Linked DNA regions of Homo sapiens: all the other regions are linked to region 1. The links are chromatin contacts, found by Hi-C or POLR2A ChIA-PET in ENCODE. All regions are on one chromosome and are shown on one strand. Each heading gives the region's core, a stretch centred on a gene start or an enhancer-like site at or near the end of the contact. The rest is flanking DNA. Distances are from core to core; before and after follow the strand shown.

Region 1 (2,584 bases), core at 1-2,500:
GTGTGTCCTAAATCAATATCCACTTCCACTTTGTTGCAGAGTTGGCCTCCTGTGGAAAGGAGAGCCCAGCTCCCCAGATTCTGCCTGCTGGAGCGTATACACTCACTAATGTAGGACCCAGCTGAGGCCCGAGAATCCACTGCTGCAATCACTCCATGCTGGAACTTGAAGGCGAGCGTGGTGGTGCCATGGGCCATCTCAATCTGAACGTTCCTTTCTCCGTCCCCACCCAGGGACTGGAAGAATTCTGTGGGCTGATAAGAGAAAAGAGGTTGAGAAAGGCAATGAAAAATTCTGTAGTAAGAGGCTCCAGGAAAAGGTTTTAGGGAGTATGAGGGTGAGGAGATATGCAGAAATGATCTAACCATCAATAAATGAAACAGTTAATAACCAATCTCTAGAAGGAAATGGCTTGGGAGAAGGAAAAGAAGAGGCATGCCAGTATCAACCTTTTCCATTTTCCAGCACAACAGAAATGAAAGCAAGCACATGTTACCATTACTAAAAAATTTTGAGAGTGACTTAAAGGGTTTCTTCCATGCATAAAGCATTCAACCCTCACAAAACACGTTTAGTAACAGTATCCTCACTTTACAGAAGAGGGGCTTGGGACCTAGACTAAGTGACTTGTTCTAAGTCGCGCAACAGTGAGTTGCTGAGAGGAGGCCAGCAGGCAAATTTCATAGGTTTCCCAAGACACCACACACCTCCTATATCATGTGATAACCCCATGAAAAAGGCTCCACCATTTGTGTGTGGACAAGGGCAGGAAAGTTCTCTTGTCTTCCTTTGGGAGCCCCCACCTCACCTGTAACTCTTTGTCCTAACTTGCACTTCCTCCTCTCAGGCCCCATCCCCATGTGGCCTCTTCTTTGGGTCTGGCGCTCTCCGGGACTGAAGGCTACCCCCGACCCTGTACCCCGCGCTCCCGCTCTCGCCTCCTCCTCTCAGGCGACCCTCCACTCCTCAGCGCCCGCCTCCCTGCATCCCTAGGGGCTTCCCTACTGCCCCGACCTGCATTCCCCGGGGTAAAGCGAGCTCTGGAGATCGCATAGAGAAACTGTAGTGTCCTGGGTCCGAGCGACGCCCGCTTCCCGCAACCGGGAGAGCCGATTCCGGCCGCTGCCCTCGGGGGGCTCCGCATACATCTAGTAGCGCCATGACCGCCCAGCACCCAGAGATCTGTCCGCTCTCGGAGGAGGAAGTGAAAGCGAAAGCCACAGATCGAAGGGGAGGGAACAAGACTCTTTTCCACATCCCCCTGCCTTTTCCGAGAAAAGGACAGTTAGTGCCTGGACCAGGACCATCACACTGGGGACCGGCTTCTCTGCTCTCCCGTTATGGGGGTCGGGGGAATGATGGGTCAAGGGTCTTCCGAAGAAAGCGAGAAAGGAACAGGCGCCTTCAAAAGCCCACTTGGCGATGGGTTACAGTAAGAGGTACCTCCAGGCCCGGGCATCCGCTGGAAACAGGGGTGGGTAGGGTCGTGTCATCTAAAGGCGCAGCTTCAACCAGAAGACTAGAAGTCAGCCAGGAGCTGGGAGTAGTGTCACGCGGGGTGGGGGTTCCTATGAGCATCACTTTACAAAACCAGGAGGGACGGAAGTGCGAGGGGGCAGAGTCTTGGAAACAGGTCCTGGGCCAACTGCAACAGAATATACCCGCCGCGTGTAGGGGAAGGCGGCGCCAGGGAGAGGGCGCAGTCTCTGAATCTTTCCACGGGGTCCATCCTAGGGCCCCTCCAGGTTCAACGGTCTCCTAACCTGTAGTCACCCACAAGAGCGTGCCCTTTCTGCCCGCCCTTCCTAGCGTTGCTCCCTGCTTGGCTGAGCACTGCGGAGTTTCACGCCTCTAAACCCCGCCTCTTCTTGCAACCTGTGTTGGCCTCATCTACCCAGCAACTGTCGACGTCACACGACCTGGGCCTCCCTGAATGGGAGATATTTACTAGGCAATCCCGCCTACTGTTCTGAGGTTTCCCCTCCAGGTGCAGCTTCAGAGCCAGGCGAGCCAGGAAGGACCAGCGGGCGAGGTGGTGAGTTGTGAGGCGCGCCCAGTCCCTCTGTTCCCGCCTGGCACTTGCTCTGGCCGCGCCCGCCCCATCTGCCACTTCGGAGAGGCCACGGCTCTGAGCTGCGGCCGCTAGTGCCCTGATGGGCCCTGTGGCTGGGGTCTTGCACATTCTTGGGGGTGGGCCTAAGGGGATAGGGGAAGTGGAAGGGGCCTCATAGGAATTAAAAAGCTTAAGGGAAAAGGTGATGCAGTTAGGGGGTAAAACATTGAGGATGATAAAAGAGGAGACATCCGCAGCTGAAAAGTGCGCTGCAAAAGGCAGTGGGCCGTTTGGTGTGCCGGAAACATAAGAAACCACAGTACAAAACACCAATTTTATTATAAATATCAAGAACCTACAGGGTGTTTATGGGCCAGCATATGCCTTCAGTTATGTTGAAAATAGCTGATCATCTTTCCGTACATTCTGAACATTTCTCAGTTTCAGAGTGCTGGCCACACCAAAGCATCAGCCCTGGCTCTAAACTCCGTTACAGTAAGGAATTACAAATCCTGTGTTTGTACTCCAGGA
Region 2 (2,584 bases), core at 56-2,555, 980 kb before region 1:
GTTAATTTCCCACCTTCTGCTAGGGACCTCAGGCCTTCCGATGGTCCCAGGGTGCAATCCAACACTTGCACTATCTATACCTCTTGTCCTGTTTTATTTTTCTCCATTGCATTTATCACCTTGCAACAGACAAAAAAGTTTACTTGTTTATTATGCTTGTCTGTCTCCTTCCAGTACAATTTAAATCCTGAGGGCAGAGATTTTTGATCTGTTTTGTTCGTGGCTATATTCATGAAACCTAAAATAGTGCCTGGTATAGGTATATAGTACCCAATAAATGTTTGCTAAGTGAATGTCCAACTCCTTGGTGATCCCAATTTCCAGATCACTGTCCTAGACACTTGCCCTTCTCGGGTTCCCTCTACCCCTCAGGGACTCAGGCAACCAACCCTCTAAGTTCCCCTATCCTCAGGGCCCTTGGGCTCATTGGGCTGCCCACCCATCCAACCTAGCACCGGCTCTTTCACCCAGACATCTTTATACCCTGGTCCATGGACCTCCGCAGGGCGATGAACTTGGCCCCCTCATCGGATGAGGACATTTTCCTCGCCTCAGCAAAGGCGAGAAGAGTGCCCCGCGGAGTGGCTGTGATGAGCGGGATGCGGAAGGTGTCCACTGAGCCGATCTGTCTCCCGCTCACCCACAGCAGTTGCTCCATGGTCACCAGCGGCTGCACCTGTCATGGGAGGAGGAAGGGTCAACAAAGACAAACTTGTCTTGGGGGTTTTAGGAACCCACGTTCCGATGGGAGAGGGAGGATCTAATGGGGATCCCGAGTAGGGGATGGGGTCCCAGAACAAGAAAGAGGAACACGAAGGGGAGTTTGGAGCGAAGCTGGAGGCTCGGAGCAGGGGAGGGTCTACGAAAGGAGAAGGCGCCTTCAGGGAGGGAAGGGGACCCCAAAAGAGGAAGGGGCTCGAATGAGGAGAAGGACGGGGACCCGGAGAGGGAGAGGGGCTGGGAGCGGTAGGAGGAAACGGGGTCTGGGAGAAAGAAAAGGGTCCTGTCGCGGAAAGTCGGCTCAGCCGCCCGCGTTCCGGGGGACACTAGGTGTCGATCACCTGCGCGGGTCGGGGATGGGGCTATGCAAAGGGTGACTCACCAGACCGAAGTCGTTCTCAGCCTTGGACCAGGAGGCTGCCAGAGACAGCAGCAGGAAGATCGCGGCAAACACCCAAACCCTACAGCCTCCCCAGAAGCCCAGAATCCGCGGCCCCCAGCGTCTGTCCGGGAGCGCCGTGCTGGGTCGCTCCCCAGTCATCTCTCCCCGCAGCTGCCGCGACCCTGGCAGCTAGACTCCACAGAGTCGGGAGTCAGCTGACCCGGACCCTTTAAAGCGCAGATGTCACCCTTAAGCCCGCCCCGGTCTGGAGGCCCCGCCGCGCTTCCCGGACTCTAATTGGTCTTCAAGTAGCTCATCTCCTCCCACGTGATCACGCAGCATCTCGAAGCTTGCCCTTCCGATTGGCCCTCTTGGAGGCCCTCTTGGAGGCCCGGAGCGCGTGACCCGAACGGGAAGCGGACTGGCTGGGGTGAAGAAGGGACTGGCACCATCCTTATTGGGCTTTTTGATTGGCCGCGGCACCAGGACACGTCACAGGGGCGGGGCCGATTTTAAAGAGCCGGGCGCGGAAAAAAAAAGGCCGCCTGTCGTCGTGGAGAGAATGAGTCACAGATTTACTGAGTTAACAAAATATCTTTAATAAAATCTTTTTGTTTGTTTGTTTTGTTTTGGAGACAGAGTCTGTCACCCAGGTTGGAGTGCAGTGGCGCGATCTCGGCTCACTGCAACCTCTGCCTCCCGGGTTCAAGCGATTCTCCTGCCTCAGCCTCCCGAGTAGCTGGGATGACAGGTGCATGCCACCACTCTCGGCTAATTTTTGTATTTTTAATAGAGACGGAGGTTTCACCATGTTGGCCAGGCTGGTCTCGAACTCCTGACTCAGGTGATCCGCCCGCCTCAGCCTCTCAAAGTGTTGGATTACAGGCGTGAGCCACGGCGCCTGGCCTAAAACCTTTTTTTACCACAAAATGGAGACCTGTAAGGCGAAGTGAGGTTGGATGGCTGGACGGTGGGGGTGGGGTGCAGTCCTGGATCAGGGCCGGAGCTGTCACTTCTTCCTCTTCTTGTTGTCCGGGGGCGCCTCGTTCTTCTTGCCCAGAATCTTTAGAAGGCTCTTGGACATGTAGTAGGGCCGGTCCAGGGAGCCGTTGTTCCGCTCCAGGTCTTCCACTGAGCCGCAACAGAGACCGGTTAGAGCGGACCCTGGGGCCAGGAAATCGGGGACTGGGAGGCAAGCTGCCTGCGGGATTTGGAATCCAAGCTGCACCACCACCCTTACCCCCGGGCAGGTTATGTAATCTCAGTTTCCTCCTGTGAAGTGGGGTCGGGAATATTATGTTGCATAGAGCGATGATAAGAATTAGCGGAAAAAATGCATGTCAGTCGCTTAGGAGGAGACTGGCAAACCCTGAATGGATGCATGCTGTAGAGTAAGAAAATCCCCTGCCGCTACAGCCACCTGCTGGGAAGTCTCTCTAATGGCTCTTTTTTTTTTTTAATCTTTTTTCTTTGTTTTGAGAC
Region 3 (2,584 bases), core at 55-2,554, 950 kb before region 1:
GCCTCATAGCCAAACTCTGGACAGATGGAGGTGATTTTCCCGCCCCTGTCATTGACATCTTGGCCCGGCTAGGACAGGAACCCCCCTTGCTGGGGGAAGAGGGGAATGACTTTGTGGCATGGCCTAGAAAACAGGCAAGCAAAAGGCAAGATAAGAAAGAAGGCAAGAGTCAGAAATTTCCCACCAACCCCCCAGGCTACCCAGCCTCTCACCCAGCAGGATCCGGCCCCCACGGAGGTCCCCATCTCCCTCAAGATTCTCAGATTCATCCCCAATGAGTGGTGTAGCCCCTACAGGGGTGTCAGCCCCCTCATCACCAACAGTGACAGTGACAGAGGCTGGAGATGAGGGGCCAGCAGGCTCCAGGGAGTCGGGGGTGGCCTTGGGCAGGGTTTCTTCACTACGAGGGGTGTCCCCCAAAGAGCCATGAACTGTAGAGGAAGAGAAAAAGTTCAGAGCTAAGGGCTCAGGAGATCCTGTGTTTAGGGAAGGTGACGGTCCAATTGGGGCCCGTTTTAGCTGCACTCACCTCTCTCGGTGGCTCCTCTGGTTTCCTTCTCCAGCAGCAGCGCCCCCATCTCAGCGGGGGCCTCCCCCTGGGAGGGGAGACAAGGGACAGGAGGGCTGGTCAGCCCAGTAGAGAGTTGGGGGGTCCAGGATGCCTGGGCCCTGGGAAGAGAGAGTAGGCTCCGGGGCCTACCTCTTCCTCTGTGGGGCCCCCCCCTTCCGCGGCCTCGGCTGCCCGGAGGGGCCGCACGACCCCTCCCCCGGGCCCGCATCAACCCCCTCCCTCTCGGTAGACCCCGCATCTCTGGGGCCGAGAGAAGAGGAGGGGGAGGGGGCGGGGCCTCCGCGCCCCGGCCCCGCCCCCTCCTCCCGGCTGCACGCGCCGCTCCCCCTTTGTCCCCCAGGCCGCGGGGACCCCGGGCACCAACCCCTCCAGCACCCGCTGCCCCCCAGCCCGGTGGACGGCCCCTCGTGCCCCTCACGCGTGCTCCTGGGGCCCCGGCGCCCGTCGCCCACTCAGGGGCAGCCGGCGGCTGCACGCGCGCCTCCGTGCCCACTCCCCCCACCTCCCACACCCTGGTCCCCTCATCCGCCCCCGGTGCTGGCCCCCTGGATTGCTGCAAGTCCCGCCCGGGCCCCCCGGCCCCGTTGCACCCCCGGAGCATTGCACGGGCGCGCGCTTCCCCCGGGCGCGCGCGCGGGCATGCACCCGCCTCTCCCCCTCCCCTTCCGCACCTCGGCGGCCGCCGCCGCTGCAGCTCCCGCCGCCGCCGCCATCGCCGCTTGCGCTGGGGGCCGAGCCGGCGCGCGGCCGCCCCGGGTCACGTGGGCGAGGGAGGGAGGGCGAGGAGGAGCCTTAAAGGAGCCGCTACATGCTTTTTGGCCATTTTCCCCTGAGAGCGGCCTCGGAGATGGCTGTGACTGTCCTAAGCTGGGAGCTGCAAGGGAGAATTCCTGTCATTCCTGGCCTCAGTTCTGCAGGGACCGAGGGCGAGACACGCCTGGGCCCAGGTGTGGCGTCTCTGTCCCCATCTGGTTTTAGGTAACAAGCGGAGCTTCTGAACTTCTCGGCTCTCGGCAGCGGCTGTATTTCCTCTGGCCTGGTTGGGCTTTTCCCGCCTCTGGTTGCTTTTCTGCCTTTCTAGTTTTTGGGTTACCAGATAGAAGGCTTGGCCTCAGTTTTGGCCTCGCCTTTTTGCTCTTTCTAACGAGCACGAAGGGGCGATAGGGACGCGGAGGACACCTTTATTCTTGGCTGGTTCTAGCATGCTGCTTCATGTCCCCTGGAGCAGCGTGCCCTTCTGAAAACCTGTGGCTAAATGTCTCTTCTGTTTATATCAGGCGTGTTACACCTTCACACGCACTAGGGATCCAGGTAAGCCCAGCGGCCCGAACGTCATTACTGACTGGTGACACTGCAGTAAGTAAACCTTTTTTGCCGAACACTTCATAAGCACAGTCAGGTACTCCGTGGGTCATAGCCCAGCGGACAATTTAAGTATAAATGATATACACCAAGATAGACAATCTCGATAGCTGTATTTAGGGTACCATCCCTTTAGGTATTACGTTTTGGTCGAGTTTGGAAAAGATCTGTATGATTTCACACGCAGTATTTGACACAGGCAGGTGGGGCACCTGAGGCCAATTAAAGGCCTTCTGGGAACTGTAGTTCTCTTTGGTTAACTATTCCAGAGCTTTCTGGGAATTGTAGTTTTCCCTGCACCTTAATCCAAACTTAGCTTTTTTTTTTTTTTTTTAGCTTTCCTGAAGACATGACCTATTTACCCCAGACAAAATATGACCAAACAGACTCCTGCTTACAATTTCCGTGGGCAGGTTGGCCACCTGTAGCTCATCCCTAGCACTGATCCTAAGTCCCTCAAATAGAGTTCATGTGCATCCCCACGACTGCCAATCACTTGTACTGTGAGGTACCTGGCTAAGTGTTGAGATTGCAGAACTGGTGGAGGGCTGGGGGTGGGGACTTGGGGGAGTCCCTGACCAGAGGAGCTCACTTGTCACACTCCTCTCCCATGTTTAGGGCTGGGCTCCTTCAGGCAAGGGATATGCAGAG
Region 4 (2,584 bases), core at 30-2,529, 690 kb before region 1:
GGGAGCGAGGATAGGAAGTCTATGGAGATTTACACCAGTTTTTTTTTTTTTTTAAACAAAAACACAGCCAGATAATTATTATTCTTCCCTTACGTCCCCCCAGCCCCCACCTGGGGCAGTCGCTCTCCCGGCTGCGTCCCTTTTCGTCCATGTCCTAGCAGAGACTACAGAGCAGTACAGAGGCTCTCGCTGAAACCAGTCCCAGGCTCCACAGAGTCAGATCACGGCTTCACACCAGTCGTTCTGGTCACTTAGGCGTTCGCGTGAGCGCTCAACCCCTTACCGCCACCTCATCGTCACTCTACACCATTCTGAGCGCAAAAATGTTTTGATTGAGACAAATTTAGACCAAGCAATGACCTTGTAAACAGAGAGAGGGGCTCAGACATGCTGAGAAATCCTTATCTCTAGAGAAACGTCTTTAAATGCTAAGTAAAAGCCCTAGCAAGTAAAAGCCCTGAGGCACTAGGGTGTCGGTTAGGGGTCACAGGCGGAGAGGTGGGGCGCCTGGGGGTTTCGGTAGGGAGCCACCCACAGATAACTCAGACAGCCAGATTCTGGGGGTCGTTCAGGTTGAAAGACTGGTCGAAATTACGCGGGCATGAGTCAGCGCATCCCTACGCGCCCTCCGCCCCTTGAGGGTGGGTCGCTTATAGGGAGGGGAGTAGAGTAGGGCAGGAGAAACTGGGCCAGGCTGCACTTAGCTCAAGGGGCCTCGAGGACTCTCTGCGTCTCTGGAGACAAGGGCACTACACGCACTTCAGAATGAAGAGTTGTAAGTCGCTGACCTGGGGCGGACTGGAGGGTGGGGTGGGGTGGGTGTTGAGGGGCACGCCCGGGCTGGCATCAGCCCTCCAGGCCACCCTGCCACTCACCCAGCACACGGCAAAATGCAGAGGACTACCTTTCCCTGGTCCGCCCCCTGGCCGCCCCTTGGGGAATGCAAACTTCGTGTTCTGCTGCGGAGCCAGACGCCTGTATTGGGAAGTGGGGAGAATCAAGGCGGGGAAATCGGACTTTTGGGTCGCTGGGGGCAACGAAGCCTGGAGAGGCCTTCTTTCCATTCCCAGAATATGTTTGCTGCTTTTTCCTCTCCCCACTGGCCTAAATGGATCGCTCCGCCTGTTTCCTCCCCAGCACCTAGGGCGCAATGGAATATTCCATTGCCCCTCCTGTCCTGGGTCTGTGTTGCGGGGAACGCTCGCGCGGTTGCCAGAGAAAGCCCCGGACGTGACGGATTTGCGCGACCCCAAGCAGCCCGCCCTTCCCCCTCCCATCCGTCATTCCCCTGCGCTCTCTTTCCTCACCCTTCCCCCCGCCACCGTGGGTTCCAGACTTGGGATAAGTAAACAGCGGGTGGAGCGAGGCCTACGGACCCAGGCCAGGTGGGAGTCTGCACTCTTCAAGGGGCCTGGGCTGCTGCTCACGGGTATTAAAGAACTCCGCGTTGTTCATGGCTGAGGCGATGCATTAGGAAGATCCTGGACCTAGAGAACAAGTCCCCCGAACGCTGAGTTGGAGGCGGGACTTCGGGTGCGCGTTGGTGCGTCAACGTGGTGGGGGGGTGTGTTTGTAGGGAGAGGGCTGGAGTAAGTTAAAAGTAGGCTATTTTGTGACACGGACCTGGTGTGGGAGCGAGAGGAGGTGGCTTGATTGCCGGGCGTCTGTTCCGAGGGAGGAGGGTGTTGCCATCTCCCTCACATGCCCTTATCACCCCTTTCTCAGGCGGGAGCATGCTGGGGCTCTGCGGGCAGCGGCTCCCCGCGGCGTGGGTCCTGCTTCTGTTGCCTTTCCTGCCGCTGCTGCTGCTTGCAGCCCCCGCGCCCCACCGCGCGTCCTACAAGCCGGTCATCGTGGTGCATGGGCTCTTCGACAGCTCGTACAGCTTCCGCCACCTGCTGGAATACATCAATGAGGTCTGGCAGGGGACACCTGGGTGCAGGGCGTTAGAGGCGTCTACTGTGGCAGGGGAGGGAGAGCGGGGAACTGAAAGCCACCCCTCTGGGCCTGCCCAGTTCCTCAGGGAGCTGGTGCTGGCGTGGGGGAGAGTTGGGGGACGGGATCCCTGGTTCTAGCAGGGTACAATAGACCTGTGGACGCGGGCCAGGGGGTGGCGTGTGGGAGCTTCTTAGCCTATCCCCGGTGGCTGCATTGCCCCCTTCCCACAGACACACCCCGGGACTGTGGTGACAGTGCTCGATCTCTTCGATGGGAGAGAGAGCTTGCGACCCCTGTGGGAACAGGTGCAAGGGTTCCGAGAGGCTGTGGTCCCCATCATGGCAAAGGCCCCTCAAGGGGTGCATCTCATCTGCTACTCGCAGGGTAGGCGACTCCCCTGCCCCTAACTCCTAAGCCCTATCTGAGGCTTGATCCTTATCTGAGGGACACTTCCTAGCGTCCCTTTTTCTGAACCACATTGCTCCAGGCACAACCCTGGTACCTGAGCCCTTCCTTTCTGACTTCCCTCAGCACCTGGGTCTCATCTCTGTCTTGAATGGGAGGGAGGCTCCCTACACTGCTGCCCTTTTGCTTCCTGTTACCCATGGTTCTTGGACATAAGGGCTAATGGGGCAGGTAAAAACAT
Region 5 (2,584 bases), core at 59-2,558, 610 kb after region 1:
TATAAAAGTTGTAAATATGTGAAATTTTATCCCTGTGCCCTTTCCCCACCTCAGGCCCTACCCCTGGACCCTCCCCAACCTTCCTTCTCTCTTCTTTGGCTGTTGTAATTATCTGGGGTTTGTACTGTACATATCCGGGGTGTGTGTGTGTGGGCTGGGGGCAACCCTTCTGTACAGAGCTTCCTGGCCCCCTCCCCCCCCGCCCCTCTGCTTCCCTCCCCACCCACCACCTCAAGGGTAGGGAGTTGCTCTTCCTACCTGTTTTATTTTGTTTTCTCGTTCTCCCTCCCCACCCCACTCCCAGCCTTATCTATCCCCCCTCACTGTCCCCTTTTCTCCACTCCCAGCCCCATTTCCTTTTTTTCTGGAGTGTGTGGTGAAACAGAAAAAAACATGTTTAATAAACGGAGATTGTTCTTTTATCGCTGTGCCGACTTTCTTAGGCAGGGCTCTCCAGACCTGTACGGTGGTAAGATCTGCTTTCTGAAAGGAAGCTGACAGCCTGAGAGGAAAACCGTATATCCCCACCTGATGCCACACTCTCCTCATAGAATGTCACTCTCCCCTCCCAATGAGATTTTTTATATTTTAGAGCAGGAGTTTTGCACCGGCCAAACTTCTCCAATCTAACTCTCCCCTCACCACTGTGTCACTTAGTCCGAGGCCAGGAACAGCGGCGTTATCTGATAAAAGAGTTCATGTATATATCCACATTTATCTCTTTTAAAAATTACCTAGAAATAAGGTTTCTTTAATTGCTGGTTAAAATGCTCCCGTGCAGAAAACAGGAAAGAACCTGCCTGGTTCCTTAGCAAATCTGAGTTCCAGTCCCAGGTCCACTACTATTAGCTGAGTGACGCTTCCAGCCCGTTTCCCCCGCCTGGAAACTGAGGACGGCAACCCCCACCCTCGCAGGGCCGGTGGGAAGACACAAAGTGATGTGGGCAAGTGCCAGGCCCACATGGTAAGTACCCAACTAATCTCGCCCCTCTCAGGACCTACCGGGGGCGGGTGCTACACTTAATCACCGGGAAACGCAGCTTTCCGGGGCGGCTGACGGCCCACCCCCTCCGACCGGGCTGTTCTCTCCCGGGCCCTGCCTCTCGGTCCTCTGCAGCGGGGAGGACTTCAGCAGCTCCCCGGGACGCCCGTTGCGAGGACACCCTGGGCCTGTGCCCTCCTACTAGCACCGCCCTCCTCGTCTGCAGTAGCCAATCAACACGAGGCTTGTAGGCTGCCGTTCCTCGATTGGCTACGGCTCTAGCTCCGCCCGCCGCACTTGGCGACGGTGTCCGGCGGGGAGGCGGCGGCTTCCGGTCTGGGACGGAGCTGTAGCGGCACTGTAACTGCGAGGGCAGCGCCGCGTGTGTAACGGCGGGGGCGTGTCGGCGGGAAGGACAATCGGGCCGGGACTCGCGGTGTCCGGGTGACCGCGGCTTCCCGGGAGCAGACCTCTGTGGGCACTGTGAGGCGGAACGGAGCGGCGGGGCAGGAGCTGTTCTGGGCAGGTGAAGGCAGGCTGGTGGCTGAAGGACCTCCTTCTTATCTTCCACAGGGGCTGGAAGTTAAAACCCCTGTTGGTGTTTAGTGGTGGTGGTTGTTGTTGTTGTTTGTTTTTGCTTTCTTGGTGTGCGGGACTGATTTGCAGAAACCGCCACTGACTTAAAAGTTTCCAGTTATTGCTCGTGGGGAGGGGGTTGTTTGAGAAGATGTGGCTCCCTTTATCCAGGGCTTCTGTGACCTCCATCTTTTTCCTCTGCAGCCTTCATCCCGCGTGGAGTCTACCCCCAAGCCCTTCTCCTCTTCCCAATTCTTGTCACCTTCGAGGAGGCCATGGAAACCCCAACACCTTTGCCGCCTGTACCCGCCTCCCCGACCTGCAACCCAGCCCCACGGACAATCCAGATCGAGTTCCCACAGCATAGCTCGTCTCTGCTGGAATCTCTGAACCGCCACAGGCTAGAGGGAAAGTTCTGTGATGTGTCCCTCCTGGTGCAGGGCCGGGAACTTAGGGCTCATAAAGCAGTGTTAGCTGCTGCCTCTCCTTACTTCCATGACAAGCTGCTTCTGGGGGATGCGCCTCGTCTCACTCTACCGAGTGTCATTGAAGCCGATGCCTTCGAGGGGCTGCTCCAGCTCATTTATTCAGGGCGTCTCCGCCTGCCACTGGATGCTCTTCCTGCTCATCTCCTTGTGGCCAGTGGCCTTCAAATGTGGCAGGTAGTAGATCAGTGCTCAGAAATTCTTAGAGAATTAGAAACTTCAGGTGGTGGAATTTCAGCCCGTGGAGGAAACTCCTACCATGCCCTTCTTTCCACTACATCCTCTACAGGAGGCTGGTGCATTCGCTCTTCGCCTTTCCAGACCCCAGTACAGTCCTCTGCTTCTACTGAAAGCCCTGCTTCCACTGAGAGCCCTGTGGGAGGGGAGGGAAGTGAACTGGGAGAAGTGCTGCAAATTCAGGTGGAAGAAGAAGAGGAGGAGGAGGAAGATGATGATGATGAGGACCAGGGGTCAGCCACACTCTCTCAGACTCCTCAGCCCCAGAGAGTATCAGGGGTTTTTCCCCGTCCTCATGGACCCC

Evidence for each region. Hi-C counts contacts between places; a loop is a spot of excess contacts on that map. ChIA-PET counts read pairs that join two places held with the same protein, here RNA polymerase II (POLR2A). Pooled maps may share reads with other maps.
Region 2: a loop to region 1 is called in a pooled map, with 17 times the contacts of the local background. The contact joins the promoter of NEU1 here to the promoter of PSMB8-AS1 in region 1. A Hi-C loop is called at or near these places in 1 of 37 single-sample maps with no recorded cell type and 7 of 50 pooled maps. POLR2A ChIA-PET finds 5 or more read pairs at or near these places in 3 of 52 experiments (Panc1, activated T-cell and naive thymus-derived CD4-positive, alpha-beta T cell).
Region 3: a loop to region 1 is called in a map of naive thymus-derived CD4-positive, alpha-beta T cell, with 3 times the contacts of the local background. The contact joins the promoter of EHMT2 here to the promoter of PSMB8-AS1 in region 1. A Hi-C loop is called at or near these places in 1 of 168 maps with a recorded cell type or tissue (naive thymus-derived CD4-positive, alpha-beta T cell), 1 of 37 single-sample maps with no recorded cell type and 5 of 50 pooled maps. POLR2A ChIA-PET finds 5 or more read pairs at or near these places in 2 of 52 experiments (GM12878 and activated B cell).
Region 4: a pooled map shows a loop between it and region 1 (5-fold over the local background). The contact joins the promoter of PPT2 here to the promoter of PSMB8-AS1 in region 1. A Hi-C loop is called at or near these places in 2 of 50 pooled maps. POLR2A ChIA-PET finds 5 or more read pairs at or near these places in 4 of 52 experiments (A673, activated CD4-positive, alpha-beta T cell, activated naive CD4-positive, alpha-beta T cell and 1 more).
Region 5: a loop to region 1 is called in a pooled map, with 16 times the contacts of the local background. The contact joins the promoter of ZBTB9 here to the promoter of PSMB8-AS1 in region 1. A Hi-C loop is called at or near these places in 6 of 50 pooled maps. POLR2A ChIA-PET finds 5 or more read pairs at or near these places in 2 of 52 experiments (MCF 10A and activated naive CD4-positive, alpha-beta T cell).

The regions. Positions count from the first base shown.
Region 1 is chr6:32,842,836-32,845,419 of GRCh38, forward strand. It overlaps PSMB8-AS1 (PSMB8 antisense RNA 1), which reads left to right and starts at 1,251. Exons shown (of 2, transcript NR_037176.1): 1 at 1,251-1,439; 2 at 2,583-2,584. PSMB8 (proteasome 20S subunit beta 8) reads right to left here and starts at 1,212. Exons shown (of 6, transcript NM_148919.4): 1 at 1,015-1,212; 2 at 107-254. The coding sequence starts at 1,161. TAP1 (transporter 1, ATP binding cassette subfamily B member) reads right to left here. Exons shown (of 11, transcript NM_000593.6): 11 at 2,374-2,584.
Region 2 is chr6:31,861,516-31,864,099 of GRCh38, forward strand. NEU1 (neuraminidase 1) reads right to left here and starts at 1,306. Exons shown (of 6, transcript NM_000434.4): 1 at 1,103-1,306; 2 at 484-676. The coding sequence starts at 1,261. SLC44A4 (solute carrier family 44 member 4) reads right to left here. Exons shown (of 21, transcript NM_025257.3): 21 at 1,677-2,233. The coding sequence ends at 2,112. RefSeq lists enhancers at 1,487-2,112, 2,113-2,584.
Region 3 is chr6:31,896,394-31,898,977 of GRCh38, forward strand. EHMT2 (euchromatic histone lysine methyltransferase 2) reads right to left here and starts at 1,305. Exons shown (of 28, transcript NM_006709.5): 1 at 1,243-1,305; 2 at 530-596; 3 at 213-431; 4 at 1-123. The coding sequence starts at 1,284. It also overlaps a transcript of C2 not described here. RefSeq lists enhancers at 448-1,144, 1,228-1,822.
Region 4 is chr6:32,152,862-32,155,445 of GRCh38, forward strand. PPT2 (palmitoyl-protein thioesterase 2) reads left to right here and starts at 1,280. Exons shown (of 9, transcript NM_005155.7): 1 at 1,280-1,543; 2 at 1,726-1,916; 3 at 2,169-2,322. The coding sequence starts at 1,734. It overlaps PPT2-EGFL8 (PPT2-EGFL8 readthrough (NMD candidate)), which reads left to right and starts at 1,138. Exons shown (of 16, transcript NR_037861.1): 1 at 1,138-1,543; 2 at 1,726-1,916; 3 at 2,169-2,322. It overlaps LOC100507547 (a long non-coding RNA gene), which reads right to left and starts at 1,504. Exons shown (of 3, transcript NR_037172.1): 1 at 1,428-1,504; 2 at 876-975; 3 at 1-311. It also overlaps a transcript of PRRT1 not described here.
Region 5 is chr6:33,453,268-33,455,851 of GRCh38, forward strand. ZBTB9 (zinc finger and BTB domain containing 9) reads left to right here and starts at 1,309. Exons shown (of 2, transcript NM_152735.4): 1 at 1,309-1,508; 2 at 1,763-2,584. The coding sequence starts at 1,834. It overlaps SYNGAP1 (synaptic Ras GTPase activating protein 1), which reads left to right. Exons shown (of 19, transcript NM_006772.3): 19 at 1-422. It overlaps SYNGAP1-AS1 (SYNGAP1 antisense RNA 1), which reads right to left and starts at 1,138. Exons shown (of 3, transcript NR_174954.1): 1 at 1,003-1,138.